Linked DNA regions of Homo sapiens: all the other regions are linked to region 7. Evidence: chromatin loops called from intact Hi-C (ENCODE). Cell type or tissue: endothelial cell of umbilical vein. All regions are shown on one strand. Each heading gives the region's core, and the rest is flanking DNA. Links, peaks and the distances in the headings are about the cores only. Region 1 overlaps KDM1A (lysine demethylase 1A). Region 2 has its middle 13 kb from the start of ASAP3. Region 3 has its middle 12 kb from the start of LINC01355. Region 4 overlaps LUZP1 (leucine zipper protein 1). Region 5 has its middle 16 kb from the start of LUZP1. Region 6 overlaps TCEA3 (transcription elongation factor A3). Region 7 has its middle 4.2 kb from the start of LACTBL1.

Region 1 (4,421 bases), core at 422-4,421, 110 kb before region 7:
CTGGCAAGGCTGGCTCTCAAATCCCAAAGTTGGGAGGCATGTTTCTGAAAAGCAACTGAGGTGTGACTGTTTGGACCCAGGCCTCATCATCAGGGGTCCTGGAGGAAGCCTCCAAGTAGAGGGGAGACCTGGTAGTTGAATAGTTGTTTAATCAAGCCAAATAGTCCCACTGCCCCCGGTCAACAAACCCACTTTTATGACAGTTTTCTTCCGCAGCTTGGCTCTTAAATTTTACTGGCAGGTGTATGGTTGTTGGAGGGTTCCTAGTGAGTTGGGGGACCTGGCAATAGAGCTGCTTGGTTGGAGGAAGTGAAGCTGGCTTAGTACCAGCAGCTGATCTCTTCCACGTGCTGCTGCTTTTTTTGCCACTCTGATACTAAACCAGAGAAAGCTGCAGGTGGATAAAGAAGCTGTGGCTGTTTTTTGCTTTTGGGTGGCAATGAGAAAGAGTCACAGTGTGGGTTAAAGGGATCTGCAGTGGGGCCAAGGATGCCACCCCACCCTCAGCTGTAGGCAAGCTTGCACATAAATAACCCCCGTCAGTGGAGTGTTCGGGATGCAGGGGGCACTATAGTGTTCTTGGACTTGTCGTCCTGGGGCAGTTTTAGTTCTTTATATTTAGTGGGTCAGTGCCAAGTGCTACCACTTCCCAATAAAGGAATGGGGACCCAGAGGCTGGGTCCCTGGCTACCTTGTTATGAGGTTTTGTTATTTCTCTGACAAGATTGCTTTGGAAAGAGCTGCTTTTAGGGATTATTTTTTGAATACCCCGAGTGGGGAGCAGGGTTCTCCTCAAAGCCTCACAACCATAGGATCATAGGAAAGGGGCCCTATTTTCCTGCTGCTTCCCAGCTCAGAACATATACTGAATGGAATGTATTTTTAAGAGAATAAAGTCTATTTTTTTGTATTTTAAAGATTGAGAGGGCTAAGAAAGTAGCCCTCAAATAAACTGTTATTGCATTATAGGCCCCTTTGTTGGGGGCAGCCTGTTGGTCCACACCTACTTGCTCAGGCAGGTGCTCTGGTCTCTCTCACCCCTGCCCCTTAGAGTCTAGGTGCAGCAGCTCCAAGCATGGGACCAAGGAGGCCAGAACCTGTCGCTGGAAACCAGGGCAAAGCAGTGGCTCAGGGCTCCTTGGGTGCATGTGTATCATTGGAGCTGCCTGTCTGCATGTATCCTCTGGCGCGAATGCTCTCTGTTGGCTCTGCAGTACAATATGTAACCAATAAAGCTCCCTCGTTTCCGTATACTCTGTGCGAGTCTGTGATGCCAGTTTTGTCAATGTCATCCCTGTGTATCATCTGTCTTCTATGCGTTGGCGCAGCTCTAGTATATTTATTTATTTCATTGTGTAATACTTAAAATTGGGTATTTTACCTAACCAATTACTGATACTGCAAGGACTGGAAACATTAACTGCCCTGATCCTGGTGTGCAGATTCTTTCCATTACTGCCACGAATTCTAAGACTAGGGGGGGAAAAGCCTTCTCCGTTTTCATCTTCCAGTCAGATCACCAATATATATAATGATGTCCCTTAACTCACAGTAAGAAAGAATAAAACCACATTTAAGGGACATTACTTGGATTTGCAGTAACAGTGTTTATCATCTATCTGTCAGTCAGTCAGGAGCCCCTGGGAAGGAACCAGCATGTAACATGTTTTTATCATCTTATATGGCAAAAGGGACTTTGCAGATAAGGATGCTGGGATGAGGCAGAACATCCTAGATGATCCAGGTGGGCCTTAAATGTAATCACAGGTAGTATCCTTTTAAGAGAGAGACAAAAGATTTGACTACAGGAGAAGGCAATGTGATGATGGAAGCAGAAACTGGAGTTATGTGCTCTGAGGATGGAGGAAGGAGCCACGAGCCTTCCCACACCTAGAAGCTGAAAAGAGCAAGGAAATGAACTGATCCTCCCTGCTCTGAGAGCCTCTGTAATGAATGCAGCCCTGTGTACCCATTTTAGACTTTAAGCTTCCAGAACTTTCGAATAGATTTCTGTTTTTTTAAGAGCCACTAAGTTTGTGGCAATCTGTTAAACCAGCTGTTACCTAAGCCCTTGATCCTATGTAGTGCGCTTCCCAAAATGTACACCACCACCTTTAGTAGAATTGGGAAGTTTTAGCACATACCCATGGAGGGAATCAGGAATAAAGGCAGACTGGTCTCCCAAAGGCTCAGACTTTGTTTCAGCTCTTTTGTGTTCTATCTTGAAAGTGCATCCAAAGTTTCCTAATAACCATGTTCTTGGCACACCACCACACTCCACCCCCACCCAAGTGAGGAAGCCTAGTCCGACTGACCAGGAAGTCCACTGCTTCTACAGGACCGGCCCCCCTACCTTATCTTCTGACCTGATCAAACCATTTTTCTCTTTTATATGAACATCTTCTTCCTTATTTAAACATGGAGAAAACATGTATTACTATTGCCATAGGATAAACTTGGCATTTCCAAAGGAGTAATGCCCCCATCTTGTATGTAACTCCAACTCAAAGGAACAAAAGAGAGGGCCAATTTTATATGAAGTTTTATTCTCAAAATATAAAAAAAAAACAAAAACCCCACACACCAAGGGACTAAGATGATGTTATTTCACAGCACTTGCTTGCCTCAGTCTTTACGAAGAACACAATTCCAAACTAATGGACAAGTTCCTCCCTGTGCTCTAGGTCATTCAAAGGAGGCAAGCTCCTTTGTCAAATCAGGAGCTCCATCAGCTGATCAGGAGCCCAGATGCCAGGGTGGATTTTCTCAGTGGGATCTAGTATTGCTAGAAGAGCCTTCCTTACATGGCAGAAACAGGCACATGGGCCTCTTCCCTTAGAATGCATCTGTCTCACATGCTTGGGGACTGCTGTGCAGGAACACCTGGTGTGGCCTGGCGAGGCAGCGTATACATGGCCCCCAAAAACTGGTCTGCAATTCTTCCCGCTTCTCGCAGCCCACTCAGCAGAGCACCATGCACTGTGGCTGGGTAGTTACGGATCGTATGTTCTCCCGCAAAGAAGAGTCGTGGAATCGGCTATTTTAGGGGAAAAAGAGAAAATTGGCAGGCTGCACATATACCTTTATTCTTGTACTTAAATTGCTAAGTACTTAAATTGCTGTTGACCTTTTTAAAGGCTGACCCCCCCAATTACTATTCATCATTCTATCGAAGAGTCTCCCTTATCAGTAGGCACTTTCCCAGAATTGACAAGTAGAAATGAGACAATAAAACTCTACCTAGGCTCAGTCCTAAAGTGATGCTTAACATGTGTTCTCATCAGTTTAGATACCCAGTTGTAAAGCGTCCTTCCCTCATGTATAACTACCTTCTGGGAGGGAGCCTCGCTACCCTGAAGCACAGGACATTTGGTGATCAGGGACACTTAAGCCTCGCAGCTCAGCAGGTCTGGGCTATGACACTAAGGAATTCTTACCGCTCTTTGGAGTGGGGTCTGGCATAAGGGTCTAGACAAGGACCCAGGGTTATTTCTCAGAAATGCCCTGGAAGCCCCTAGTAATTGAGACCTTACAGCAATCCTATGAGCCATTACAAAATGGAAGTGCAATTAAAAATGGTTTTGTTTTTTAGGGAGAAAACCTGAATAAGGAAAAATGTTATTTGACTTATACTCTGGACTCCTCCATTCTGAATGTAGACTGCCTAGATTTACAAAACCAAATTATGAGAAATCAGAAATGCTGCCCATCCTTTTAACTCTGCTCTTGGTTATCTGAAAGGGTCCGAAGATGGAATGACTAAAATCTGAAAAAAAAAAAAAAAATCAGGGACATCATGAGATCCTGGCCTCTTCCCAAATAAGCCCAGATAGTTTGCCAGCTTCTCACCTGTGGGGCACCTGGAATCGAGGGGCCAGGAGTGATTGGCTGAGCCATTAAATCATAGTCATTTCCAGATGATCCTGCAGCAACATAGGAATAAGAGCCCCGAGCCCAGGGATCAGCACGCCAACGAGACACCACAGTTTCTTTGGGCTAAAAGAAAAACCAGGAGCAAAAGTCATTACGAGACACCAAGCACAAATCAATCCTTGAAAGGTGGAAAAGCAGTGGTGGGTGGAGATGCAAGTGAAGAGAAAGAGGGGCAACATGTGAGAGCCAGTGATCAAGTGATGAATGCCTGCTTTAAAACACACATGGACAAAAGGACTTCAGACAGGAAGGATGCCCCTCCATGTTGCCTTCCTGTCTATGAATCCAGAGATCTACACAGGGCTTGGCCTTTATTCTCTTTTATAAATTCACAATATCCTTCCCTTCAAAGGAATCCTAAAGGGTTAAAGTATTTCAAAGAACACGAAAAAGTACCAAGAGGTTCTCTGAAAACTTCCCGGAGATACTCACTGGAGTTTGGCCATTTTGTCTAAAATGTCAGGGATCTGGTGTGACTCTAAAGCCGG
Region 2 (4,433 bases), core at 200-4,199, 520 kb before region 7:
GCTCAACAGTGTGACAATACTTTTTTGTTTTGTATATTAAGCTGTTTACTTTGCTTGTAGATCCTTCCACAGATCCTGGAAGAGAGAACAGGTAATGAAACTGAACTTTGGAAAATCTAAGATACTGAGAACCATAAAAAGAACCAAAAGGGCTCTTCACTCATTTGTTCATTTGTTTCACAAAACTTTTCCTTTTTTTTTTTTTTTTTTTTTTGAGACAGAGTCTTGCTATGTTGCTCAGGCTAGAGTGCAGTGGCACGATCTTGGCTCACTGCAACCTCCACCTCCAGGGTTCAAGAAATTCTCGTGCCTCAGCCTCCTGAGTAGCTGGGACTACAGGCGCCCACCACCACACCCGGCTAATTTTTGTATTTTTAGTAGAGGTGGGGTTTTGCCATGTTGGACAGGTTGGTCTCAAACTCCTGACCTCAAGTGATCTGCTTGCCTCTGCCTCCCAAGCAGGAGGGATTACAGGCATGAGCCACTGAGCCCGGCCCACAAACCTTTTTTGAGCATCTACTATGCGCCTGCCTCTACCTGGTGCTAGGGAAACCATGCCCCCTCATTTTATGGAGCTTACAGCCAATTCTAATTCAAACCACATAAAGCTTATGGATTTGAACATATATTTAGACAAACACCTTTGAGCCTCTATGTGCTGGCTGGGTAGATCCCAAACTTTAGCGCTCATCAGAATCAGAGGGCTTGTTAGAGTACAGCTTGCTGGGCTCCATCCCTAGAATTTCTGATTCAGTAGGTCACAGGTGGGACCTAAAAATGGACATTTCTGGGCTGGGCGTGGTGGCTCATGCCTGTAATCCCAGCACTTTGGGAGGCCAAGGCAGGCAGCTCACCTGAAGTGGGGAGTTCGAGACCAGTCTGACCAACATGGAGAAACCCTGTCTCTACTAAAAATACAAAATTAGCCGGGTGTGGTGGCGTATGCCTGTAATCCCAGCTACTTGAGAGGCTGAGGCCAGAGAATTGCTTGAACCTGGGAGGCGGCGGTTGCGGTGAGCTGAGATTGTGTCATTGCACTCCAGCCTGGGCAACAAGAGTGAAACTCCATCTGAAAAAAAAAAAAAAAAAAAAAAAAAAAAAAAAAGGGCATCTCTAACAAGCTCCAAGGTGATGTTGAGAATACTGGTCAGGAGGACCACCGCACCAGATAACATGCAATGCCCACACTGGGATTCAGACATTGCAAAATGTAAAAAAGAAAGAAAACAATCCTTATTCTTGAGGAGCTCACAGCCCAGTGGATTCACTCACTTGCTCATTCATTTATTCAACAAATTAGGGCCTCGTGTGCATAACATCATTTAGCTTCCGGCCAAGCGTGGTAGCTCACACCTGTAATCCCAGCACTTTGGGAGGCAGATGGATCACTTAAGCCCATGTGTTTGAGACCAGCCTGGACAACATAGTGAAACCCCATCTCTACAAAAAATACAAAAAATTAGCCAGGCATGGTGGTGGCCTGTAGTCCCAGCCCTTTGAGAGGCTGAGCTGGAAGGATCACCTGAGCCCAGAAGGTCTAGGGTGCAGTGAGTCATAAGCATGCCACTGTACTCCAGCCTGGGCAACAGAGTGAGACCCCATCTCAAACAACCAAAAAAAAAAAACCACAAACAAACAAACAACAACAACAAAATCATTTATTAGGTTGGTGCAAAAGTAATTGCGGTTTTTGCCATTAAAAGTTATGGCTAAATGGTTTCTGGCAAAACCCTATAAAGTAGGTATTGTTATTAGCCCCATGTTTACAAATGAGGAAATTGAGACTCAGAGAGGTTGGGCAATGTGTACAAAGTCACACAACATGTGATAGAGCCCAGGCCATGCAGCCCCAGGAAACCCTACTCTTAACCTCTAGCCAAACTTCATGTCTTATAAATATGTCGTTTAATAAAGTGTTATAAATGCCACCATCAAGGAAGAATAGAATGCTCTGGGAGCTCGGATGGGCTCCATCTATGGAAAGATGGACTCAGAGAGGGTTGGGGATGGGGCCTGAAGGAGATGCTTGCCTAAGGAAAGAAGGGGAGAAGGCTGCACAGCAGGCAGAAGGAGCTGTTTGGGAAAAGGCCAGGTGGCTCCATGGTTAAAATATGTAGAACAGGGCCAAGTGTGGTGGCTCACGCCTACAATCCCAGCACTTTGGGAGGCTGAGGCGGGAGGATTGCCTGAGCTCAGGAGTTCACCACCAGCCTGGGCAACACGGTGAAACCCCGTCTCTACTAAAATACAAAAAATTAGCCAGGCGTGGCGGCGTGTGCCTGTAGTCCCAGCTACTCAGGAGGCTGAGGCAAGAGAATCGCTTGAAACAAGTGACCACAGCAAAGGGTGACCAGCAGGATGCCCAGTGTATCTGTTGGCTAGTGGTTGTGTTGACCCAGTTATGGCCACACACCCCTTCCTGGAGCGTGTAGTCCCTCAATTAAAGGGATCCCTGACCACTCGAACTGTTTGCCCCGTCAGCGCTAGCTAGGCCTCTGCCCAGGCAGGTTATTTTCCCAGCATGGGGACCACTGCCCTCTGCTGGCCACTCTGCCAAATGCAGAAATTGGGAAAAGCTACCTTTTATTGAGATCTCTTTAGTGACCAGGTTTTATTCTATGCAATCTTTTCAAAAACCTTATAGAATAGGCATTATTATTGCCAGTGAGGCTCAAAGAGGTGAATTTACTTATGTGAGGTCACACAGCTAGTAAGGGTGAGCAAGAGAGGCACTTCACCTGCCTCACCCTAGTCCCGGTCCTGGTGATACAACCAGACTGCAACGTGGCCATCTAAGCTCCAAGGGCCATGCTTGTGACTTCCATGTGGTCCAGCCTCCTAACTGGCATTATGGGGGCTCCATTCTGACCTTTAAGATTTTCTGTGTGTGTACACTGCCAGATTCTGGGGAAACAAAGACACAGTCTTTTGCCCACAAACAGTTTGACTAGTGGTCCCTCAAATATAAACTGTGAGAAGACACCTGGCTTCAGGAGCAGCAAAGAAAGCACGATTTGCATGTGTGTGTATTTGGTATTCTAAGGAAACAGGCCCTTGGGGAAGCCTGTAGGCAGTGTCCCAGCCACAGGGAATCCTCTTCCCAGACAATGCGTGCCCTAAGGCCAGCAATCCCCTATCCCACCACCACTACTAGGCTGTACTTTCAGGTCCCTGGGACAAGCCTGATCCTGTTATTTCTTTCTTTTCTTCTTCTTTTTTTTGAGATGGAGACTCGTTCTGTCGCCCAGGCTGGAGTGCAATGGCACGACCTGGGCTCACTGCAACCTCTGCCTCCCGGGTTCAAGCGATTCTCCTGCCTCAGCCTCCCAAGTAGCTGGGACTACAGGTGCCCGCCACACGCCCAGCTAAGTTTTGTATTTTTAGTAGAGACAGGGTTTCACCATATTGGCCAGGCTGGTCTCGAACTCCTGACCTTGTGATCTGTCCGCCTCAGCCTCCCAAAGTGCTGGGATTACAGGCGTGAGCTACTGCTCCTGGCCCCTTTTTTTTTTCTTTTCTTTTTCTTTTTTTTGAGATAGGGTCTACCTCTGTTGCCCAGACTGAAGTGCAGTGGCACAATCACAGCTCACTGCAGCATCGACTTCCCGGGTCCAGGTCATCCTCCTATCTCAGCCTCTCAAGTAGCTGGGACTATAGATGCACACCACCATGCCTGGCTAATTTTTGTATTTTTTTTAAGAGATGGGGTCTCGCTAAGTTGCCCAGGCTGCTCTCAAACTCCTGGGCTCAAGCCATCCTCCTGCCTCAGCTTCCCAAAGTTTTGGGATTACAGGTATGAGCCTGGCCTCATTATTTCTCTACTTACACAAATCTTCCTCATGGTCTGAGCCCTTTGAGGACCACCACCTTCCCTTGAGCTCTGTAACCCTGGCAGGGCCACCAGCCACCAGGTTCCTTGGAGGTACTAGGGAAGCTTTTGTGGATAAATAACCATGAACTTGCAATACAGTTGATCTGCTGTCACTTCTGACGTGATTGTTATTGTCAGGAAAATGCTCACCAGTGTGAAGTTCATTCATTCCTTTGACCCAGACATACCCACCACTTCTCATGTTGCCAGCTTTTTTTTTGAGACAGAGTCTTGCTCTGTTGCCCAGACTGGAGTGCAGTGGCACAATCTTGGCTCACTGCAACCTCCACCTCCTGGGTTCAAGCGATTCTCATGCCTCAGCCTCTCGAGTAGCCAGGACTATAGGCACACGCCACCAAGCCCAGCTAATTTTTTTTTTTTTTTTAAGTAGAGATGGGGTTTCACCAGGCTGGTCTTGAACTCCTGACCTCAAGTGAACCGCTGTCCTCTGCCTCCCAAAGTGCTGGGATTATAGGCGTGAGCCACCGCGCCCGGCTGCCAGCACCTTTTTTCCAAGTGTCCAAGGCAGTAGTTTCCCCTAAAACCAATTCACAAGTTTTTA
Region 3 (4,433 bases), core at 160-4,159, 300 kb before region 7:
TTGTCAATATCAGAAAATCGAACATTGATACAATAGAATTATCTAATCCATAGCCCCCCCACCTTTTTGTTTTTTGTTTTTTTTTGAGACAGTTTCACTCTTGTTGCCCAAGCTGGAGTGCAATGGCACAACCTCCCATAGCCCATTTTCTTTCCTGGTCTTGCTCTATTGCCCAGGCTGGAGTGCAGTGGGGTGATCATAGATCACTGCAGCCTCCACCTCTTGGGCTCAAACGATCCTCCCACCTCAGCCCCCCAAGTAGCTGGGACCTCAGGCACGCGCCTCCACGCCCAGCAAATTTTTAATTTTATGTAGAGATGCCATCTCACTTTGTTGCCCAGGCTGGTTTTGATCTCCTGGCCTCAAGCGATCTGCCCACCTTAGCCTCTGAAAGTGTTGGGATTACAGGTGTGAGCCACCACATCCAGCTCATTGCCCATTTTCAAATTTCATCCACTGTCCCAGTAATGTCATTTATAGCAATTTTTTCCCAATCTTGCATCGAAGTCAGGATCATACACTGCTCTTAGTCTCCTTTAATCTGAAATCATCTTTCAGCCTTTCTTTGTGTTTTTGTTTGTTTCTTTGTTTTGAGATGGAGTCTGGCTCTGTCCTCCAGGCTGGAGTGCAGAGGCCCCATCTCAGCTCACTGCAACCTCTGCCTCGAAGGTTCAAGCAATCCTGCCGCCTCAGTAGAGATGGGGTTTTGCTATGCTGCCCAGGCTGGTCTCGAACTCTTGGCCTCAAGTGATCTGTCCGACTCGGCCTTCCAAAGTGCTGGGATTCCAGGCGTGAGTCACCACACCCGGCCAATTAGTGAGGATATTCTTTGAGACTATGTTCCTCATTAAACTTGCACCTACTGGTTTTAACATCATTCCTTTTGTATTTATTAGCTGTCAATCTACTGTAAGGAAGAGCTTTCCCTTCTCCCCATTCACTTATGTCAGTATGGACTCATGGACTTGTATTTTATTCTGTGGTTTGTAATCCATTGCTATTGTTAATTATTTTGATGCCAATTGTCCTAGATTTCTGGTCATCCCTTTGCCTCAAAAACAAGTTTACATGAACCATATAGTCTCCAAGTTGGGTTTTCAAAGAGGTAATGGGTCCAAATTGAAAAGGTAGAATTTAGGTTACTGGAAGGTAGAAATAACTAGTAGGAAAATCACTTTGGGCAATTTTCAATAACAAAAACACCCTATATACTGAAATGTGTTAAAATAACAAGAAAAATAGCACAGCCACTCAGCAGTGAATTTCAGTGTAAGGAATGAGGATAGGCGTATCCTTATTAGAAAAAAGAAGGAAAAATGCTGCTTGAGCTGCTGAGTTGTTTCAGCCCTGGAGCTGAGGGCGGGGCAATGCATGAAGGTAGTGGGAGAAATGATGGCTAATCATAAAATCAAAATGTCAGCCTAAGATACCATTTTAAAATATTTCATTCCAGGCTGGGCGCGGTGGCTCAAGCCTGTAATCCCAGCACTTTGGGAGGCTGAAGCAGGAGGGTTGCTTGAGTCCAGGAGTTTGAGACCACCCGGCAACATAGCAAAACTTCGTCTCTACAAAAATTTTTTGAAAATTAGATGGATGTAATGGTATGTGCCTGTAGTCCTAGCTACTCGGGAGGCTGAGGCAGGAGGATTGCCTGAGCCCAGTTCGAGGTTATAGTGAGCTATGATTACGCCACTGCACTCCAGCCTGGATGACAGAATCAACACTCTGTGTCTAAAAAATGAATATGTAAGTAAAAATAAAAATATCTCATTCTCATAGGCCCATCTCCTCCTCCTCTTCCAGAAACTCTTACTGGGTCTTTGCTGAATGGCAGTATAGTTATTTGCATAGGTTTGTTATAAATGTCCTTTTCACCAGACTATAATTGGAAAAATTGGCTTTGCAACCAAGGCCTTGCCTTGTCATATTTGAAAATGTTGCTTATTTAATCAAGTATGACCAGTCTTTCTGAGGAAACACATTTGGCTTTCATGGAGCCAGCACTTTCAAAGCCCTCTCAGAAAAATGGTCCTGGGGCACAGCTTACAGATGAGTAAGGAAGGCCACTTCTTGGCAGGCGCCCAAATCTTAGATATTTGCTCAAGTAAACAGGAATTCAGCAAAACGTAAAGTCCAGTCTGAGATTCCTTCTGAAAATTTCCAGCAATTTTTTTTTTTTTTTAAGACAGAGTCTTGCTCTGTTGCCCAGGCCGGAGTGCAGTGGTGTGATCTCAACTTGCTGCAACCTCCGCCTCCTGGGTTCAAGCTCTTCTCCTGCCTCAGCCTCCCGAGTAGCTGAGATTACAGGCATGAGCCACCACACCCGGCTAATTTTTGTATTTTTAGTAGAGATGGGGTTTCACCATATTGGCCAGGCTGGTCTCAAACTCCTGACCTCGTGATACACCTGCCTCGGCCTTCCAAAGTGTTGGGATTACAGGCTTGAGCCACAGCGTCTGGCCACCATCTTTTTTTTTTTTTTTTTTTGAGATGGGGTCTGACTGTGTCGCCCATGCTGGAGTGTGGTGGTGCGATCTCGGCTCACTGCAACCTCCGCCTCCCAGGTCCAAGAAATTCTCCTGCCTCAGCCTCCCAAGTAGCTGGGATTACAGGCACCTGCCACCACGCCTGGCTAATTTTTGTATTTATATAGAGACAGGGTTTTGCCACGTTGGCCAGGTTGGTCTTCTGACGTCAGGTGATTCACCTGCCTCAGCCTCCGAAAATGCTGGGATTACAGGCGTGAGCCACCGTGCCTGGCCCATTTCCAGCAAATTTTTAAGGTCTGTGTGATAAATTAATGTTCTTGTTGCACCTATGTATATAATCAGGTCAGACCTAATAAGACCAGCCTTATTTTGTGATCAGAAACATCATTTTTCAAGATTTTTTTTATCACAAGGGGTGTATTAATTTCCTATTGCTGCTGTCATAAATTATCACAAACTCAGTGACTTAACACAAATTTATTATCCTATAGTTCTGGAGATCAGATGTCCAAAATAGCAAGGAATTAATAACCAGAATATATTAAGAAGCTCAGACAACTCAATAGGAAAAAAATCTAATAATCCAATTTAAAAATGGACAAAAGATCTGAGTAGACATTTCTGAAAAGAAGTTGTACAAATGGCCAACAGATACACGAAAAGGTGCTCAACATCACTGACCATCAGAGAAATGCAAATCAAAACTACTAGGAGATATCATCTCACCCCAGTTAAAATGGCTTTTATCCAAAAGACAGGGAATAACTTGTGCTGGTGAGGATGTGGAGAAAGGGAAACCTCACGCACTCTTGGTGGAAATATAAATTAGTACGACCACTATGAAGAACAGTTTGGAGGTTCTTCAAAAAACTAAAAATACAGCTACCATATGATCCAGCAGTCTCACTGCTAGGTATATGCCCAAAAGAAAGGAAATCAAGACTGGGCGCAGTGGCTCATGCCTGTAATCCCAGCACTTTGGGAGGCTGAGAGGGGCGGATCACGAGGTCCGGAGAGCGAGACCATCCTGGCTAACACGGTGAAACCCCGTCTCTACTAAAAATACAAAAAATTAGCCAGGCGTGGTGGCATACGCCTGTAGTCCCAGCTACTTGGGAGGCTGAGGCAGGAGAATCAGTTGAACCTGGGAGGCGGAGGTTGCAGTGAGCTGAGATCGAGCCACTGCACTCCAGCCTGGAGACACAGCGCGACTCTGTCTCAAAAAAAAAAAAGAAAAAGAAAAAGAAAAGAAAAGAAAGGAAATCAATATATCAAAGAGGTAGCTATACTTCCATGTTAGCACTATCCACAGTAGCCAAGATTTAGAAGCAACCTAAGTGTCCATCAACAGATGAATGGATAAATAAAGTATGGTACATACACACAATGAAGTACTATTTGTCCATAAAAAGAATGAGATCCTGTCATTTACAACAACAGGGATGGAACTGGAGGTCATTATGTTAAGTGATAGAAGCCAGGCACAGAAAAACAAACTTCACATGTTATTATTTATTTCTGGGAGCTAAAAAAAATTAATTGAACTCCCAGAGGCTGGGAAGGGTAATGGGGAGGATGATAAATGGGGATGGTAAATGGGTATAAAAATGTAGTTAGAATGAATAAGATCTAGTATTTGACAACACAACAGGGTGACTACAGCCAACAATAATTTATTGTACATTTAAAAATAACTGAAAGATTTAAATTCAGGTGGATATAACAAGAAAGAAAGAAAAAATAATAATTGAAAGATAATAATTGGATTGTTTGTAATACAAAGAAAGGACAAATGCTTGAGATATTGGATACCCCATTTACCCTGGTGTTATTATTATTATTATTGAGGCGGAATTTTGCTCTTCTTGCCCAGACTGGGGTGCAATGGGCCGATCTCGGCTCACTGCAACCTCTGCCTCCCGGGTTCAAGTGATTCTCCTGCCT
Region 4 (4,433 bases), core at 160-4,159, 120 kb before region 7:
TCTGAGATTCCTGATACCTGCAGAAATCATGTATATAAGGTACTTAGTATTGCCTGTAGTATAGTACTGCCCTATTTGTGGTTGTACTTATTTGTTCCTTTATACTCTTTTGTCATTGTTAGTTTGTTTATAGAGTAGTGCTTAGAACTCCTCATTTTGTAAAAATGCTTAAGAGTTTATAAGGAGGTGATTTTGCATAATGGGAAGAATCCTGAACATAGAGTCAGGAGACTGAAGTCCTTGACTTTTGCTAAACTGCTGGAAAAAGCACAGTATTTACTTCTGAGTCCGTTTCCTTGTTTCTAAAATAAGGGGTTTGAATGAAGTAAGTGATTTTATTTTAAATAAAAGCTATGTAGAATTCTTTAATAAAGTCATATAGGAGAAGCCCAATATTGTAAGAAGCTAAAAATCAGTTGCTTTGGTTGAGTAAGTGAAAGGAGCCTGGAGTTCAGCCTGCTCAAAATATCTCCCCTGTTGTCTTTCCCCTAAATGACCCCAAGGGGATTTGCTGAGTCTAGTTTGAAAACCAGTTGACTAAATGATCTTTAGCTACCTTCTGGCTCTGAAATCTCATTCTGAGGAGTGGAGGAAGATCCAGAAATGTTTTCTACTACTTCTCCAACATTTGGTCCGATAACTAGAGCTGAACATCCTGTGAGTGTTGTGGTTTTTTGATGTCTATGTCCTGTTTGTGTGGCATAGACCTGCAAGAAAGGGCTTCCCAGCAGGTCAGGGGGAGAGAATTGTGGTTGAGACATTGTGCAAGTGGCACAGGGCTAGGGATGAGATCATTCAGAGCATTACCACAGGGCCTGAGATTCTGTGCTGTCTGTTCACTCTTGCCATCTGTTTTCTCCTTTGTAATCCATGATTAGGTCATGGACATTCTTATTATTTTCTGTTAATGGTCATTGCCAAAGGGCCGACAAGCTATTTGATAATTAGGAGGCTCACTCATCAGTCAAATTCATCGAATTTTCAGCATTCCCTGTGTGCTAGGCTCCCTGCTGGGTACTGAGAATATAGTGGTGACACAAGTTGGAGAGAAGAATTGAGTAAATAAAGCTGCAATAGAGTGTGATAGGTTCTGTGATGGGAAATATGTAGCAGACTGTGAAAGCAAAAAAGAGAGGCCCAGATCTGGCCTGGGGTTTGAAGAAGGCACTCCAGAATTTTCCAGAAGGATGTATTGTCTAAAGTGGGATCTGAAGAAATGAGAAGGAATCAAACTAGTGAGGGACCAGAGGGAAGAGGGAGGGCGAGGATGTAGATGAAGAGGCTGGCGGGGCCACATCATGAAGGGCTTTGGGTGCCATCATGGGGAATTTGGACTTTATCCTAATAGTAGCCAGGACCTTTAGAGAGTTTTAAGCAGTGGTGTGTAATACCTGCTTTCTCTGTATGTTTCCAGTAAGTATTTGCTACATATTTACTGGGTTTAGCTTTTTCATTGCCTGTACTAGTTGATTCATATCATCCAGAGTCTTGATAAAACATATAAAATTGGCACTAAAAGCCAAATAAATAAAACGGTGGTATAATTCCCAGACTCTCTGAATTCAGAATTATGATAATTTATAGATGGGGCTATACTAAGGTTTAACGTTTCCTTCTTTTGAAAAAGAGATTGTGAAAACTATAGTATAAGCTAGTACAAATAAGATGTGCTGAGAGAATGCTACAGTTTGAGGATAAGCTGGGTTTTCTTTAACAGCTTTATTGAGATATGCTTTATTTATCATGAAGTTTATCTCTTTAAAATACACAATTTAATGGTTTAAGCATATTTATGAGGATATGCTGTTTTAAAGCACTTTATAGATGAATCATATATCATTTGTCTTCCAATGACTACGATGGCAACACAGACCCTTTGTATCATACACTCATTTAAAATTGGTGTGTGGTCTAAACTTAATTAAGTCCTCCCAAACCAACCCTGTGTATACATTGACAAGATTTTAATTGTACCACTGGGCAGAAGGCCAAATGCAAGAGTTTTTAAAAGGGAAAAGCTTTCTTTTTAAAAACATAAACTATAGGAGGTTTTTTCCCTCTCCGTTTTTGAGAATGAGGAAGCAGGTAGGCTGGGGAAAGGAGAAGGGGGACCAAAAGAGGCAAAGATGAGAGGACAGAGAAAGATGTACCCAGAGAAGCAGAGTGATGGACAGGGAGCAGTATTCGGGGTGGGCAGAATCTGAATGGAAGCGGAAGGCTTGGTTTTTTCAACACCTTCAAGCGTTGGTGTTTTTGAGGAGCTGAGCTTGGGCTCCATCTGGTGGTTCTAGGCTTATAGTGCAGCCATTAGAAGAATCAGGCTTGGAGAGAATTGGCATTTGGCGTCTCCTCCAGGCCCAATTTCAGTTGTTTTTCTTTTGCCCTGAGCTTTCTCATAGGATCATTGTTGGAGTCATTTCTTCCCTCTCCAGTGGTGGCTGTTTTTCTCTTATGTCTCAGACTGTTTCTTCACTCTTGTCCTTGATTTTTAAATGTGATCTTATTGGACGACATCACCTAATACTCTATCGTTGCTGCCGTCTGTCGACGCCCTGAGTCACTGCCCCTAACTTCTCAACAACTTCAGATTCTGTCTTAACGTCACTCTTTCCAGCATTATTCCTGTTAATTTATGGCGCTTACATGCTGGTGACCCTTGCAACACCTTTACCTCTCAATTATTTCTCTCTTCTAATGATCTTGTTCTCTACTTCTCCCTACTCCCCCACAGGATTCCTATGATTATACCTTCGTTTTTGACATTATCAATAACTACAGTCCCTCCATGATTTCAATTCCTTGAAGTCCCTCTCTGATTTCTTTCTTCTATATTTCAGGCTTAGTTTCCTCTGGTACCTGGTACCCTTACTCCAACAAGCCTTCAAGTCCCCTTGGGACCTTCACTTCATTAGTTTCTATTATATTTTCACTATTCTTCACCTCCTTCTGTACTGAGTGAATTTAAAGTCCCTCACACACATCCTCTGCTCTCCTGTCCTTCTTTTGCTTTGTTCTGCAGTGCTTCGATCTGGTTCAGTCCAATTCTGGTTTCTCTATTCTTTTGTCTGTTCAGCCAGCTGAACAAGACTGGAGAAAAAGAACTTTGTGGATTGGTTTCACTTTAAATCATTACCAGGAATTTCAAGTGGGCCCTTATACATCTAATATACATCTCATACACATGTCCCAAATGAGACTCCTCATCTTCCTTCTCAGACTGCTCCATCTGCGGTCATCTCCATTTGAATTGATGGTAATGCTGTCCCTCTACAAATTCAGCCCAGCCACCTTAGAGTCTACCTTAATTCCTATCTATCTATCTGTCTATCTGCTTATTTATTTAGAGATAGGGTCTTGCTCTGTCACCCTGGCTGGAGTACAGTGGCACAGTCATAGCTCACTGGAACCTTAAACTCCTGGGCTCAAGCTGTCTTCTTGCCTCAGCCTACCAAGTAGCTGGGACTACAGGTGTATGCCACTGTACCTTCTAATTTTATTTTATTTTACCTTTTTTTATAGAGACGGGATCTTACTGTGTTGTGCCCAGGCTGGTGTTGAACTCCACCTCAGCTTCTCAAAGTGCTGGGATTATAGATATGAGTCATTGCACTCGGCTTCTTAATTCCTTTCTTTGCCTCATGCTTCACATGTAGTCTAAGAGCAGATCTTTTGGTCGTGCCTTCATACGGCCAGAATTCTGACCATTTCTCAACTGTCTTGGTCACGTGCTCTTGGAACGCATGTACTGCCACCATCCTGGTCTAGGCCATAACTATGTTTTGCCTGGATTACTGCAATAGCCTCCTATTTGGTCTTCCTGCTCCCAACCTTATCCCCTGTAGTCCATTCTACTTGCCACCTACTTAAAAGTTTCTGCTGAGAAGTGGTTCAGTTGTTATTATAGATTGTTTTTGTGTTTGGGATGTTTTTGCTTCCTCCAAAATTCGTGTTGAAACGTAACCCCCAGTGCAACAGCATTAAGAGGTAGGACCTTTAAGGAGATAGTATTAGGGATCAGCACCTTTAAAAAAGGGCCTGAGGGAGCAAGTTCAACCCTTTTTGTTCCATTCCTTCTTCCCTGTGAGGAAACAGCATTCTAGGTGTCATCTTGGAAGCAGAGACTGGGCCTTCAGCAGACACTAAACCTGCTGGTGCCTTGATCTTATATTCCCAGGCTCCAGAACTGTGAGGAAATAATTTCTGTTCTTTTTGGAGATGGTGTCTTGCTCTGTCGACCAGGCTGGAGTGCAGTGGCGCGATCTCAGCTCACTGCAGCCTCCGTCCCGTGGGTTCAGGCAATTATCGTGCCCCAGCCTCCCAAGTAGCTGGGATTATAGGTGTGCACCACCACACCTGGCTAATTTTTGTATTTTTAGTAGAGATGGGGTCTCATCATGTTGTTCAGGCTGGTCTTGAACTCCTGACCTCAAGTG
Region 5 (4,433 bases), core at 285-4,284, 210 kb before region 7:
GAAGGAGTAGGAATTCTAGACCTAGAGGGTATCAGATGGGAGAGGGCCTTCAAGGTCATCCAGGACAATCCCAATCAGATCTCTAACATCAGAGCAGCAGCTTATGCATTATAATTGGTGAAGTGGGAACTACTATTATCCCCATTTTGCAGATGGGTAAACTGAGACTCAGAATGGTTAAGTAATTCACTCAAGGTATTGCTGCAACTAAATAGCAAAGACAGCGGGCATGATAGTTCAAGCCTGTAATCCCAGTACTTTCTGAGGCCTAGGTGGGCGGATTCCTTGAGCTCAGGAGTTTGATACCAGCCTGGGCAACATGGTGAAACCCCATCTCTACAAAAAAACACAAAAACTAGACAGGTTTGGTGGCATGCACCTGTAGTCCCAGCTACTCAGGAGGCTGAGGTGGGAGAATCCCTTGAACCTGAGAGGTTGAAGCTGTAGTGAGCCATGTTCATGCCACTGCACTGTAGCCTGGGTGACAGAGCAATACCCTATCTCAAAAAATAAAACAAAAATAAATAAATAGCAAAGTCAGAATTACATCTAGCAGTATGACCTGAGAGCCAGCATGGCTAGCCATCAGCCTCTACCACCTCCTTGGCAACACTTGTACCAGTTGTTTGAGAGGGTGCTCATCACCTTTCTCTATTTTTTTTTTAAGACAGAGTTTCGCTCTATCGCGAGGCTGCAGTGCCGTGGCACGATCCCGGCTCACTGCAAACTCCGCCTCCTGGGTTCAAGCGATTATTCTGCCTCAGCCTCCTGAATAGCTGGGACCACAGGCATGCGCCACCACACCCAGATAATTTTTTTTTTTTTGTATTTTTAGTAGAGACGGGGTTTCACCATGTTGGCCAGGATGGTCTTGATCTCTTGACCTCGTGATCCGACCGCCTCGGCCTCCCAAAGTGCTGGGATTACAGGCATGAGCCACCGCTCCCTACCCTTTCTGTATTTTTTTAACCATAGCTACACTAACCCAAAACTAGTCAGGTGCCAGGCCTTGCACTTGGCACTTTATTTATTTTTATTATTTATTTTTGAGACAGAGTTCCACTCTTGTTGCCAGGGTGGAGGGCAATGGCGCAATCTCAACTCACTGCAACCTCCACCTCCCGGGTTCAAGCGATTCTCCTGCCTCAGCCTCCTGAGTAACTGGGATTACAGGCACCTGCCGCCATGCCCAGCTAATTTTTGTATTTTTAGTAGGGATGGGCGTTTCACCATACTGGCCAGGCTGGTCTCAAACTCCTGACCTCGTGATCCGCCCACCTCAGCCTCCCAAAGTGCTGGGATTACAGGCATGAGCCACTGTGCCTGGCCCACTCGGCACTTTAAACATGCTTTCTATGATTCCCTCATAACATAAAAAAAAAAAGTCAAATTGAAGATAAACTTAGAACTTGGCCAGGCGTGGTGGCTCATGCCTGTAATCCCAGCACTTTGGGAGGCCTGCATGTTCCTGCATGTTCCATATTATGCCCATTTTATATGTGAGAAAACTGAGGTTCAAAGTCATGAGGGAACTTGCCAAGCTTAAAAGCACATTAGGGACAGACTGAGATCAAATGCATATTTGTTCTTTATTGAGCTCTGACTGAAAGCTTCCCTTGGTTTTGGGGAAAGAAAAATCTGTCTCCCAGAAGTGGCAGCCCCTGGTTCCTAGTTCTCAAAGCCCACGTGCTCTCTTCAGATGTTTGAAGTGGACACATTGCACCCCTTCAGTATTTTATATACCACAGTCAGAGAGTGGCTCCTTCAACTCTTCCCCATAAAATGTGATTTTGAGGTCCCCCCAGCCATCATCTTGTTCATCATCCTATGGATAAGTTATACTTTTTCCATGTTCCAGTCAAAGTTCTGATCCCAAAATGGAACACAGTTCTCTAGACACGGACAGAAGGACTATCATCTCCCTCACTGTACACACAGTGCTTCTATTAATATAGCCCCAAACCCAATAAAGTATCTCCTATGTACAAAGCACTGCCCATGCACTTGGGATAGAGATTGAACAAGCCAGCAACTTCCCTGCCCTCCGGGAGCTTACATTTTGCTCACTGAGCTAAGGGAGGAGGCAGAGTCACTTTAGACATGAATCCTAGAATGTCAGAGCTGGTAGCGCCCAGTCCCCTCCTGCCTCTTTCTTTTTTTGAGAGGGAGTCTCGCTCTGCCACCCAGGGTGAAGTGCAGTGGTGTGATCTCAGCTCACCAAACCTCCACCTCCCAGATTCAAGTGATTCTCCTGCCTCAGCCTGCCGGGTAGCTGGGACTACAGGTGGCTGCCACCACGCCCGGCTAATTTTTGTATTTTTAGTAGAGATGGGGTTTCACCATGTTGGCCAGGCTGGTCTCAAACTCCTGACCTCAGGTGATCCACTTGCCTCAGCCTCCCAAAGTGCTGGGATTACAGGTGTGAGCCACCGCACTCGGCCTCCTGCCTTTTTTATTAACAGATGAGGAAACTGATCCCAGAAGGGGCAGTGACAGACCCAAGATTCTTCAGTGGGACAAAATTCACTTCTGCCTTTCTCATAACCTCAGGCACTGGTGAGACCTGGGGCCTTATAGAGAAATGTGGACTGGGATGAAAAGTTTGCTGTTGAGAATTTTGTTGTTAAGTGGACCCACCCTACACCTCCTTAAAGCTTTCTTCAGAAATCCTAATTTATTTTAGATATGGCCACCAGGTGGCGCAGAGGCACCAGGAAAAAGTGCAGAAATCAAAGGTGGGTGGGCTCCTTCCTCTTCCGATCAATTTTCCTTTGCAAGGGGGAATGGTGAGCGGGGAATAGCAAAGCCAGCCTGGCGCGGTGGCTTGTACCTGTAATTGCAGCACCTTTGGAGGCCGAGGCAGGTGGATCTCTTGAGCTCAGGAGTTTGAGACCAGCCTGGGCAACACGGTGAAACTCCGTCTCTACAAAAAACACAAAAACTAGCTGGGTGTGGTGGTGCATGCCTGTAGTCCCAGCTATTCAGGAGGCTGAGGTGGGAGAATGCCTTAAGCCTGGGAGGTCAAGGCTAGGACAGCATTGTACTGTATACATTATACATATATACATATACATTATACATATACAGAGGTGAATTCTGCCTCAGTCAAGGAGGTAGTATGGAGTAGTGGCTAAGAGCCTGGATGCAGGCATCACACAGACCGGGTGGGAAACCTAGCTTCCTTTTGCTGCAGGGGGAACTCCCTGACACCTAGCTCACGAGGTAGCCTCTGACACTTAGATTTGGGTACAAGATAAGGTCCTCATTTACTGGGGCTCTACACAGAGTTGGAACTGCTGGTGCCCTCTTCCTGACAGGTCCCTTTTCCAGACAGTTGATGGTCAACTCCAGTCCAGCAGAGAAGTTTCTGCAAGAAGGCAGGAAGTCTTTGCTGCCACCCAGAGAAGGTAAGGCTGATGGAATCCAACAGCTTCACAGCCCAGGATATGTGTGAAAGCTCATCCATACTTCTGTTCATTTCATGACACACAGATGTGCAAAGGGTCTGAGGCTGAAAATGGTGAATGATTCAGGGGTGCTGAGAGTCTAGAGTTCGGGGGTGCTGAGAGTCTAGAGTGCCTGAGAAGAAAGAGAGGGTTGGAGAAATAAGCTGGGCCTTGGGGACTTGACCAAGCTATCTACTTTGAACTTTATCCTGGGAGCAACAGGGAGCTATTGAAGATTATTTAGCAAAGGAATGATACAGTTAGACCAGTGTTGAAACCAATCACTCAAGCTGGGTGTAAAAGAAGAAATGGGCCGGGCGTGGTGGCTCACGCCTGTAATCCCAGCACTTTGGGAGGCTGAGGCGGGCAGATCACTTGGGGTCAGGAGTTTGAGACCAGCCTGGCCAACATTTCGAAACCCCATCTCTACTAAAAATATAAAAATTACCTAGGTGTGGTGGCATGCACCTGTAATTGCAGCTACTCAGGAGGCTGAGGCAGGACAATCGCTTGAATCAGGGAGGCAGAACTTGCAGTGAGCCAAGATCATGCCACTGCACTCCAGCCAGGGTGATAGAGCGAGACTTCATCTCAAAAAACAAAAACAAAAACAAGGAATGGAGGTGGGGGAGCCTGGAGGCAGAGTCCAACTAGAAGAGCTGCAGGCTGGAATGGGGTGATTACACTGATAGCTGATTTTTCATCCACTCAGAGCTTCTCATCGGTGAAGGGGCACTCGAGTGAAATTTGTCTGGCTTGCCCAGGAGACAGCTCCCACAGGGTAAGGGGCTGCCCTGGGGCCAGAGAGGAAGAGTGGTTGGTCCCAGCAGCAGGTGTGTCCAGGGAGATCTTCGATATAATCAGACGGCCTGGGAAGAGACAGGTGGCTAATGAAAGAAGCTAGATTCTGGGTCAGGTTGGAGGGCAGAGGCAGTGTGCGATCTAATGGTTAGGAACACATAATGGCACCAGACACATCTTGTTCAG
Region 6 (4,433 bases), core at 333-4,332, 430 kb before region 7:
CCATCTCAAAACAAAACAAAACACAACACAACAAAACAAAACAAAACAAAAATTGTAGAGTCATTAGTGTGTAACTGACATCTGAAGAACCTGGATGAGGGCACCAAGGAAAGATTGTGGATAAAGGAGTGGGTGTGAAGTGTGGTCCAAGAGAGTGGTCAGAGGTCAGAGCAGGAGAAACAGGGCCAAGGAGAGCAGGCCAGGCCAGGAAGTGGCCAAGCAGCAGATCAAGGAGAACGATTAGGGTCCATGGGCCACATTGGGTTTTGGGGCACCTTGGTGGGATGATAAGGGTGTTGGCCTCTGGGAGAGTAGGTGTGAGAGCTGCAGAATTATTTTAAGCCTAATGTATCAGTAAGATTGCCATTGGAAAGAAAATTAGAGACACAAAAATTAGGTTGTTTAAGGTTTTATGAAGATTCAACGGGCCTAGGCTGTATTGCACACCTCCAACATGGCAGCCAGCTCCAGCTGATGCATGGAAGCTATCTGGAGTGCTGATTGGAGAGGGAGTCTGAGGCTGTAGAAAAAGTTCTGTAGTCAATTAGCAATGTCTGATGTGGGTCAGGCCTAGAAATGGTGGTTCCAGTGTCATCCTGGTTCTAGACCAGTGGATCTCAGCAGGGGTCATTTAGAAATGTGTGGAGGCGTTTATGGTTGTCACTATGACTTGGGCCAAAGTAGGGGTAAGGTGAGAAGGAGGGGGATACTCCTGACATTTCGTGGCAGGAACCAGAGATGCCAAGTGCCCCGGAGAGTGAAGGACTTTCCTGGATAATGAAGCGTCATCCTATCCCCAGATGAAACACTGGTCACTAATGACATTCTAGGTTTGATGCTGTAATCAAAACACTCGACATTCATGTAAGGATTTGAGCCTCCAGACTCCTCTCCTGACTTTGTCTTCATGGTCTTGAAATCTCCTGGCTCCCTCCCCTAATGCATTCTTTCTCTGAAGGTCAGTCAAACAGAATCTGTTTGTCCTTCCAGAAGCTGTGCCATTTCCTGCTGGTTCAGTACTGAGGGTAGGAAACCAAAAGGGACACAAGGAAGTCTCATTAATTTTTTTTTTTTTTTGAGATGAAGTCTCGCTCTGTTGCCAGGCTGGAGTGCAGTGGCACGATCTCGGCTCAGTGCAACTTCCATCTCCCGGATTCAAGTGATTCTCCTGCCTCAGCCTCCAAAGTAGCTGGGACTACAGGCATGTGCCACCATGCCCACCTAATTTTTTGTATTTTTAGTAGAGACGGGGTTTTACCATGTTGGCCAGGATGGTCTCGATCTCTTGACCTTGTGATCCACCCTCTTCGGCCCCCCAAAGTGCTGGTATTACAGGTGTGAGCCACCGTGCCAGGCAGCAAATCTCATTAATTTGTCTCCTACCCAGACTGTTTCCTGCATGATTTACTTCTCTATTTCATTTTTCTCTTCCGTTCTTTCATCCATTCATTGATTTGGCAAGCACATCTATTGAGCACTTCCTTGCAAATTCAACATTCTCTGGGGATCAAGAGCACATGCATACACGGGGTGACTAGTGGAGATCATGGCAAACTAGAAAGTATGTGCCTGTCTGAAGGGGGCAGCCACTACCCCACTGCAGCTGATTGTTGCTTTGGGGAAATGCAGGTCCAGGGTGCCATGTCTTCCAATTTTTTAAAGAAAAGCCAGACACCTAGATTTTCATATGGAACTCCCCGACACCACCTTTTCTGAGACAGGATCTCACCCAGGCTGGAGTGCAGTGGTATAAACAGGGCTCACTGCAGCCTCAACCTCCTGGGCTCAAGCAATCCTCCTGCTCCAGCCTCCCGTGTAGCTAGGACCACAGGTGCACACCACCACACCCAGCTAACTTAAAAAAAATTTTTTTTTTGTAGAGACAGAGTCTCACTTTGTTGCCCAGGCTGGTCTCGAACTCCTGGGCTCAAGAAATCCTCCTGCCTCAACCACCCAAAGTGCTGGGATTACAGGTGTGAGCCACCGCGCCTGGCCAAAACTCCCAGTTTTCAGTATCAGCAACATATTCACATTTTTCTAAGACACAATAGGGAGACAAAACATATTTGTAGCTCACCCATTTTTGACCTGTAAGGCCAGGCAAAGGTTGAAACTCATCACCTCTCCCTTCTTAGGGCTAACCATGAGTGCAGAGGCAGACACCAAAATGCATGTTTTTAGAAAGGGGTAGGTATAAAACACCGTGGGAACATAGGAAGCATGTCTCAATATGACTATAAAAGTCAAAGGAGGCTTCGTGGAAGAGAAAGTATTTGAGCTGAGAATGGAAAGTCAATAGGAGGAGTTTGGGAGGCGAGTCAGGAGAGTCATTTCAAGCAGAAAGAAATGGCACACCCAAAGGTGTGGAAGTGGGAGTGAGCACGATGCTCTGGGAACTGTAGCTGGAGTACCAGGAAGCAGACCACGGAGGATACCATGTTGACAGGGGAGAAAGTTGACTGTTCTCAGTTGTCCTTTTACCTGGCTATCAGAATGATTTGCCATTTGCAGAGCATGCTCGCTGATGCAGTAACTGAAATGCCCTCGAGGTGGCGCACAGAAGCAGCGGGCCCGGCCTCCAGATGCCTCTACTCAGACCTGGGGCAGGAGGATTTTCTAAGGACTGGTGCGGTGCGGGCACATCCGGGGAGCAGAAGGAAGCTGTTGATAAATCCAACCTCCCACCCCGGCCGATGATGCCCTCTCTGCAGTTTGGCTCAGTTCCCAGGCGTGTGCATTGAAAGCAAAATGAGTGTGGCTGCCTGAAATGCTGCCCAGACACGAATTCCAGCCAGCCAGCCAGCTCCTAACCGGGGAGGCGGGACCAGGGCTGGGTGTGCCCTGCCAGGAAGGTGGGAAGAAATGCTCCAAACAGCCTAGTCTTGCTCAGGTAGGAGGACTCTGGAAACCTCTCTTTTAAAGACACAGTTGATGTGTTGAAAAGAATTTGGAAGGGCGACAGGCAGGTTCGTGGTCTGACTATACCCTTTGCTAGTTGGATGGATAACTTGGGGCAGTAACTTGGATGGATAATTCAGTTCAGCTCTCTGAGCTTCAGTCTACTGATCTGTAAAATGGAGACAATTATGAACCCCTTTCAAGGTCATTGTGAGGATTAAATGAGGTAATGAAATACCCAGCACTGTTCCCAAACCATGTAAATGCTCAATAAATACATAATACTTTGTAATAATACTCATATGAAACCTGGTTATCTATGTAAACTGCCTAATACTTTGTCACTTAGTTGCTTTCATCTGCCCCATAAGATGGGTACTATTATTATTCCGATTTTACGTGTGAAAAAAACTGAGGCACCTAGGGGTTAAGGAACTCACCCAAGGTCACATAGCTACAAAGTGTTGGTCTCAGGCTGTGAACCTGGGAGTTTGGCTCCAGAGACTAGGTTCTTAATAAGTAAACCAACTCAGTGCAGTCGTTTCAAAAACGACCACCATTATTACTGTCATTCGTTGGGGCTCCTTCAAAGCAGCATGCTGCAGGCTCCCCTGACAGTTTTCCTGTGGTGAGTCATAGCTGTTGAGAATGTGCAATGGCACGCACAGGTCAGCGAGACACCATCCCAGCTGCAGGAGATGGCGTTGCCTGGGTCCTGGGAGTTGACAGAGGCTGGCTTTGAGAGAGATCCCTCTCGTACTCCCAGAGAGAGAGATCCCTCTCTTAGGCCCAGAGAGTGGGGCCACTGTCCTTCCAAAGAGGACCTTCCTCTTTCCACATTTCAGCCCTGGGGGACCCTCTGGGTGTGCCTTTCATCTCTCTGTGGTCAGTTCCTCAATTCATCATGTATTCATTCATTTATTCATTTATCCATCCATTTAGCAATGATGTATCAAGTGTCCACCTAGAGCACTGTTACAGGAGCTGGAATGCAGTGGTGAACCCGTGACAGGGTCCCAATACTCTGGAGCCTGTAATCTGGAGATGGAGGCAGACGATGTTTATAAACACATAAACAAGCTAATCATACACTTGGATAAGTGCTGTAAAAGCGAGAAATCAGGTGATGTGCTAGAGAATTACAGGGCGGGGACCATCAGCCTCAGCTGAGGTGGTGAGGGAAGGCCTCCCTCATGCGAGCTGAGACCTGGAGGAGGAAGAGCATTCCAGGAAGGAAGACCAGCCTGTGCAAAGGCCCGGCAGTGGGAGGGATGGGTATGTTTAAGGAACAGAAAGAAGCAGTGCTGTGGAGGCCTTCCGTAAACCATGCGGAGAGCATGGCATGAGATTACATCAGAAAGTGGGTAGGGGCAGGACGTGCAGGGGCTGGGAGGCTGTGGTGAGCTTTTGGTTTTGTTTTTGTTTGTTTTTTTGGAAACACAGTCTCACTCGGTCACTCAGGCTGATGTGCAATGGCATGATCTCAGCTCACTACAGCCTCCACCTCCCGGGTTCAAGCGATTCTTGTGCCTCAG
Region 7 (4,433 bases), core at 150-4,149:
GGCTAATTTTGTTGTTTCTTTTTTTTGTTTGTTTTGTTTTTTTTGTTTTTGTTTTTTGAGACAGAGTCTCGCTCTGTCACCCAGGCTGGAGTGCAGCGGTGTGATCTCGGCTCACTGCAAGCTCTGCCTCCCGGGTTCACGCCATTCTCCTGCCTCAGCCTCCCGAGTAGCTGGGACTACAGGCGCCCGCCACCATGCCCAGCTAATTTTTTTGTATTTTTTTTTTAGTAGAGATGGGGTTTCACCGTGTTAGCCAGGATGGTCTTGATCTCCTGACCTCACGATCTGCCTGCCTTGGCCTCCTAAAGTGCTGGGATTACAGGCGTAAGCCACTGCACCCGGCCAATTTTGTTTTTTTAAAAAAATGTTGTATAGAGACAGAGTCTCCCCTGTGTTGCCTAGGCTGGTCTGGAGCTCATGGCCTCAAGTGATCCACCTGCTTCAGCCTCTCAAAGTATTGAGATTACAGGCGTGAGCCACTGTGCCTGGTCATGTATCACTTTGTAATGCAGCATTTAACTTATTTATCCTGTTGCCCCTGCTAGAAGATGGGCTCTACCAGGTCAGGGACCTTTGTGTTGTTCACTGATATATCTGAAGCACCAAGAACAGTGCCTAGCGCTGAGTAGGTGCTCAATAAAAATGCACTGACAATGAATATCTGTTACTATATCTGCTTTGCCCCACACCCAAGTGTAAGACCCAGGGAATGGCAGATGTTCAGTAAATGTCTGTTGCATGACTCAGTGGGTAAGTGAGTGAATGGATGAATCAATGAATCAATCAAAGCCTGACTGCTGAAAATGCTAAGTATCTTCATATATCCTTTAGGAGGAACATTTTCCTTTGTAAAGTTTTTTTTTTTTTTTTGAGATGGAGTATGTCTCTGTTGCCCAGGCTGGAGTGCAGTGGCGCAATCTTGGCTCGCTGCAACCTCTGCCTCCTGGGTTCAAGAGATTCTCCTGCCTCAGCCTCCTGAGTAGCTGGGACTACAGGCGCATGCCACTACACCTGGCTAATTTTTTATATTTTTAGTAGAGATGAGGTTTCACTGTGTTAGCCAGGATGGTCTCCATCTCCTGACCTCATGATCCCACCCACCTCGGCCTCCCAAAGTGCTGGGATTACAGGCATGAGCTACCACATCTGGCCCTTTTTAAAGTTTAATTTGCCTTTGATTTGATATCTTTTCAACCTCTTTCTTCCTTCCTTTCTCTTTCTTTTTCTTTCTTCCTTCCTTTCTTTCTTTCTTTCTTTCTTTCTTTCTTTCTTTCTTTCTTTCTTTCTTTCATCTTTCTTTCTCTTTTTCTTTCCTTCCTTCCTTCCTTCTTTCCTTCTTTCTTTCTTTTCTTTCTCTCCTTCCCTCTTTCTCTCTTTATTTCTCTTGCTCTGTCACCCAGGATGGAGTGAAGTGGTGTGATCTCGGCTTGCTGCAACTTCTGCCTCTCGAGTTCAAGGGATTCTTGTGCCTCAGCCTCCCAAGTAGCTGGGACTACAGGCACCCGCCACCATGCCAGGCTAATTTTTGTATTTTTAGTAGAGATGGGGTTTTGCCATGTTGGCCAGGCTGGTCTCGAACTCCTGACCTCAAGAGATCTGCCCACCTCTGGCTCCCAAAGTGCTGGGATTACAGGCTTGAGCCACTGTGCCTGGCCCACATTCTTCTTCCTTCCTTCCTTCCTTCCTTGCTTCCTTCCTTCTTTCCTTCCTTCCTTCCTTCCTTTTTTTTTTTTTCTCTCTCTTTCTCTCTTTCTTTCTTTCAACAGAGTCTTGCTGTCACCCAGCCTGGAGGGCAATGACGTGATCTCGGTTCACTGCAACCTCTGCCTTCTGGGTTCGCGATTTTCCAGCCTTAGCCTCCCAAGTAGCTGGGACTACAGGTGCCCACCACCACGCCTGGCTAATTTTTGTATTTTTAGTAGAGATGGGGTTTCGCCATATTGGCCAGGCTGGTCTCAAACTCCTGACCTCCAGTGATCCGCCTGCCTTGGCCTCCCAAAGTGCTGGGATTATAGGCATGAGCCATCATGCCCGGCCCACATTCTTCTTTCTTAAAGGTCCTGATGCAGAGGGTGAGGACAATTAGTTTCTCCCAGGAGGAGAGGCCAATGAGACTCATGGTAATAAGAGTGACTAACATTTGCTGAGCACTTGCTGCGTGCCAGCTACTGGATTGTACATTTTAGGTGTATTATTTCATGCAATCCTCACTCCTCCCTGCAAGGAGGTGGGTTCTACTTCATTACCCCATTTTATGGATGAGCACATTGAGGTCCAAGAGAAGCCAAGAAATCCAACCAAAGTCACACCGGTAATAAGTGGGGAAGCTGGAATTTGAACTCTTGCAGCCTGACCCATAGGGACATCTACTGGATAGGTTTAAACTACGCATGTAAGGTTTTTGGTTTTTCCCCAAAGAGTAGGAAGCGGCCATGAAGGGCAAAGGATGAACATGATCTTTCGTGTGTAAATGATGGTGAATAATTCCTCCCTATGGGGATATTGTGGGGAATATCTTGGTTCATGGATGGAAAGCCCCTGGACAAGGGCCTGGAGGAAGAGACACATGCAAGTAAATTACCCTTTAAAGGAGGCTCAGGCTGGGCCAGAGATCTTACACATGGGCATCTACTGCCATCCTGGGGCCACTGTGCTGTATGACACGCTGTGGGTTCCCGTCTAGTTAAATTCGGGAGGGGCAGGGCTGGTCTCTGCAGTGAAAAATGGCTGCCTTCAGAACTGGGCTAGGAGCAAGGGAGTGGTTCTCAGGGAGGGGGTGGTGTCCTGGGGGCAAGGACTGCAGAACCCAGGAGTGCTAGGTCTGGGGACATAGACCTGAATAAGACACAGTCTTTGCCCATAGACTGATTAGTGTTAGGTAGTGTTAGTGAGACCTTGTCTCAAAAACAAACAAACAAACAAACAAACAAAAAAACCCGAGTCATTGTAGGAAGCCGAACTTCATGGAGCCCTTAGTAGGTGCCAGGCTCTCTCTGGGCTGCTTGCTTCATGAGCACATTCCATTTAATCCTCACAGCAACCGAGGAGTCTTGTCAGTGTCTGGGGAACGACAGGACTCCTGGGTCCAAACCCAGTTCTGCCATTTCTTGGGGACCTCCCTTTCCGGAGCATCAGTTTCCTCGGATGTAAAATGGAGACAGAATAGAAGCTGCCTCCTGGGATTGTGGAGACCAGAGGACATAGCACAGGGGGCTCTAAAGACCGTATGTGGTACATTGTCAACAGGCAGTCTGTGTCCAAGAAGCGGGCTGCCAGTTCTGAGCCACAGAGAAGATTAACCAAACAGCCAAGTGCAATGAAAAAGACCTGGGTCCCAGATCAATTGTTGTCAGTAAACTTGCTATGTGACCTTGGTGAGTCATTTCCCCTCTGTGAGCCTCTTTTGCCAGCCATACAATGTGAAGTTTGGACAAAATCACTCAGATTTTTGGCTATGGGGGCTACAGAAGAAGATCTAGAAGGCTTGCCTCCATCCATCCCCAATCCTGAGCATTAGTAGAAGGAGATAGCAATTCAAGGCTCCGTTGAAATAATGAGGTGGAGGCTGGTGTGATCCGTGAGTTGCAGAGGAGCCTCGCTCCTCAAAGTGTGGTCTTTACACCAGCCTCAGCATCACCTAGGAGCTTGTTAGAAATGTAGGCTCTCAGATACCACCCCGACTCACTGGCTCAGAACCTACCATGTAACACAATCGCTAGGATGCTCCTACCCACAAGTAAGTGGGACACACACTGATCTGGGGCACTGATTCTCAACCTTGGCCACACAGTCGAATCACCAAGGAGTCTTCAAAGGCTGCGGCATCCAAGCTGCGCCTCTGGGGATCTCTGCAGTGGGACCCAGACACCAGTGGTTTTTAAGAGCTCTCCAAGTAACCCCAATGTGCAACCTCATCTAATGTTGAGAAGGAATATATGTTTTATCTTTTGTATCAACTAAAATCAATAGAAAATCTTCTAGAATGTTCACAGAGAGAGATCTGATATCTGCCATAGGGGCCAGGTAGAAGTTTGACATAAAAGCCAGGTCATGGCTGGGAGTGGTGGCTCACACCTATGTCGACAAAAAGAGTCAAACTCTATAAAATACTTGAAGAGAAATATTAGGTAAATATGAGTGACCATGGCCCATGACACAGCCCTCAGGAGGTCCTGAGATTATGTGCCCAAGGTGGTTGGGGTGCAGCTTTTTTTTTGTTTTGTCTTGTTTTTGAGACAGTCTTGCTCTGTTGCCCAGGCTGGACAGCACTGGCATGATCTCAGCTCGCTGCAACCTCCGCTTCCCAGGTTCAAGTGATTCTCCTGCCTTAGCCTCCCAAGTAGCTGGGATTACAGGTGCACACTACCACGCCTGGGTAATGTTTTGTATTTTCAGTAGAGACAGGGTTTTGTTATGTTGCTCTGGCTGATCTT

The links. Hi-C counts contacts between places; a loop is a spot of excess contacts. Peaks named below come from ENCODE experiments on the same cell type or tissue, not always from the same donor. Only the 100,000 strongest peaks of a DNase experiment are listed, where the experiment ranks them.
Region 1: it touches region 7 in a loop (4-fold over the local background); 36 of 110 quality-filtered maps call a loop at or near these places.
Region 2: it touches region 7 in a loop (12-fold over the local background); 2 of 110 quality-filtered maps call a loop at or near these places.
Region 3: a loop joins it to region 7, with 4 times the contacts of the local background. A loop is called at or near these places in 31 of 110 quality-filtered maps.
Region 4: it touches region 7 in a loop (12-fold over the local background); 36 of 110 quality-filtered maps call a loop at or near these places.
Region 5: a loop joins it to region 7, with 22 times the contacts of the local background. A loop is called at or near these places in 81 of 110 quality-filtered maps.
Region 6: it touches region 7 in a loop (16-fold over the local background); 14 of 110 quality-filtered maps call a loop at or near these places.

Annotation. Positions count from the first base shown.
Region 1 is chr1:23,081,795-23,086,215 of GRCh38, reverse strand. It overlaps KDM1A (lysine demethylase 1A), which reads right to left. Exons shown (of 21, transcript NM_001009999.3): 20 at 3,850-3,996; 21 at 2,527-3,037. The coding sequence ends at 2,852. It overlaps LUZP1 (leucine zipper protein 1), which reads left to right. Exons shown (of 4, transcript NM_001395462.2): 4 at 1-2,186. Among named protein-coding and RNA genes, the nearest start is that of MIR3115, 40 kb to the right of the region's middle. In endothelial cell of umbilical vein, for the core only: no CTCF peak of the experiment used is centred there; a DNase peak (open chromatin) is centred at 2,292.
Region 2 is chr1:23,495,348-23,499,780 of GRCh38, reverse strand. No RefSeq gene overlaps it. Among named protein-coding and RNA genes, the nearest start is that of ASAP3, 13 kb to the right of the region's middle. In endothelial cell of umbilical vein, for the core only: a CTCF peak has its summit at 2,549 (motif pointing left); a DNase peak (open chromatin) is centred at 2,510.
Region 3 is chr1:23,271,234-23,275,666 of GRCh38, reverse strand. No RefSeq gene overlaps it. Among named protein-coding and RNA genes, the nearest start is that of LINC01355, 12 kb to the left of the region's middle. In endothelial cell of umbilical vein, for the core only: no CTCF peak of the experiment used is centred there; a DNase peak (open chromatin) is centred at 2,006.
Region 4 is chr1:23,096,752-23,101,184 of GRCh38, reverse strand. All of the region lies in intron 2 of LUZP1 (leucine zipper protein 1), which reads left to right. Among named protein-coding and RNA genes, the nearest start is that of MIR3115, 55 kb to the right of the region's middle. In endothelial cell of umbilical vein, for the core only: a CTCF peak has its summit at 2,291 (motif pointing left); DNase peaks (open chromatin) are centred at 774 and 2,274; H3K27ac peaks cover 2,466 bases.
Region 5 is chr1:23,183,123-23,187,555 of GRCh38, reverse strand. No RefSeq gene overlaps it. Among named protein-coding and RNA genes, the nearest start is that of LUZP1, 16 kb to the right of the region's middle. In endothelial cell of umbilical vein, for the core only: a CTCF peak has its summit at 2,717 (motif pointing right); a DNase peak (open chromatin) is centred at 2,725; H3K4me3 peaks cover 255 bases.
Region 6 is chr1:23,402,239-23,406,671 of GRCh38, reverse strand. All of the region lies in intron 5 of TCEA3 (transcription elongation factor A3), which reads left to right. Among named protein-coding and RNA genes, the nearest start is that of TCEA3, 20 kb to the left of the region's middle. RefSeq lists an enhancer at 2,593-2,642. In endothelial cell of umbilical vein, for the core only: a CTCF peak has its summit at 2,539 (motif pointing right); DNase peaks (open chromatin) are centred at 2,581 and 3,521; H3K27ac peaks cover 1,388 bases.
Region 7 is chr1:22,974,810-22,979,242 of GRCh38, reverse strand. No RefSeq gene overlaps it. Among named protein-coding and RNA genes, the nearest start is that of LACTBL1, 4.2 kb to the right of the region's middle. In endothelial cell of umbilical vein, for the core only: a CTCF peak has its summit at 2,636 (motif pointing left); DNase peaks (open chromatin) are centred at 2,602 and 3,342; H3K27ac peaks cover 461 bases.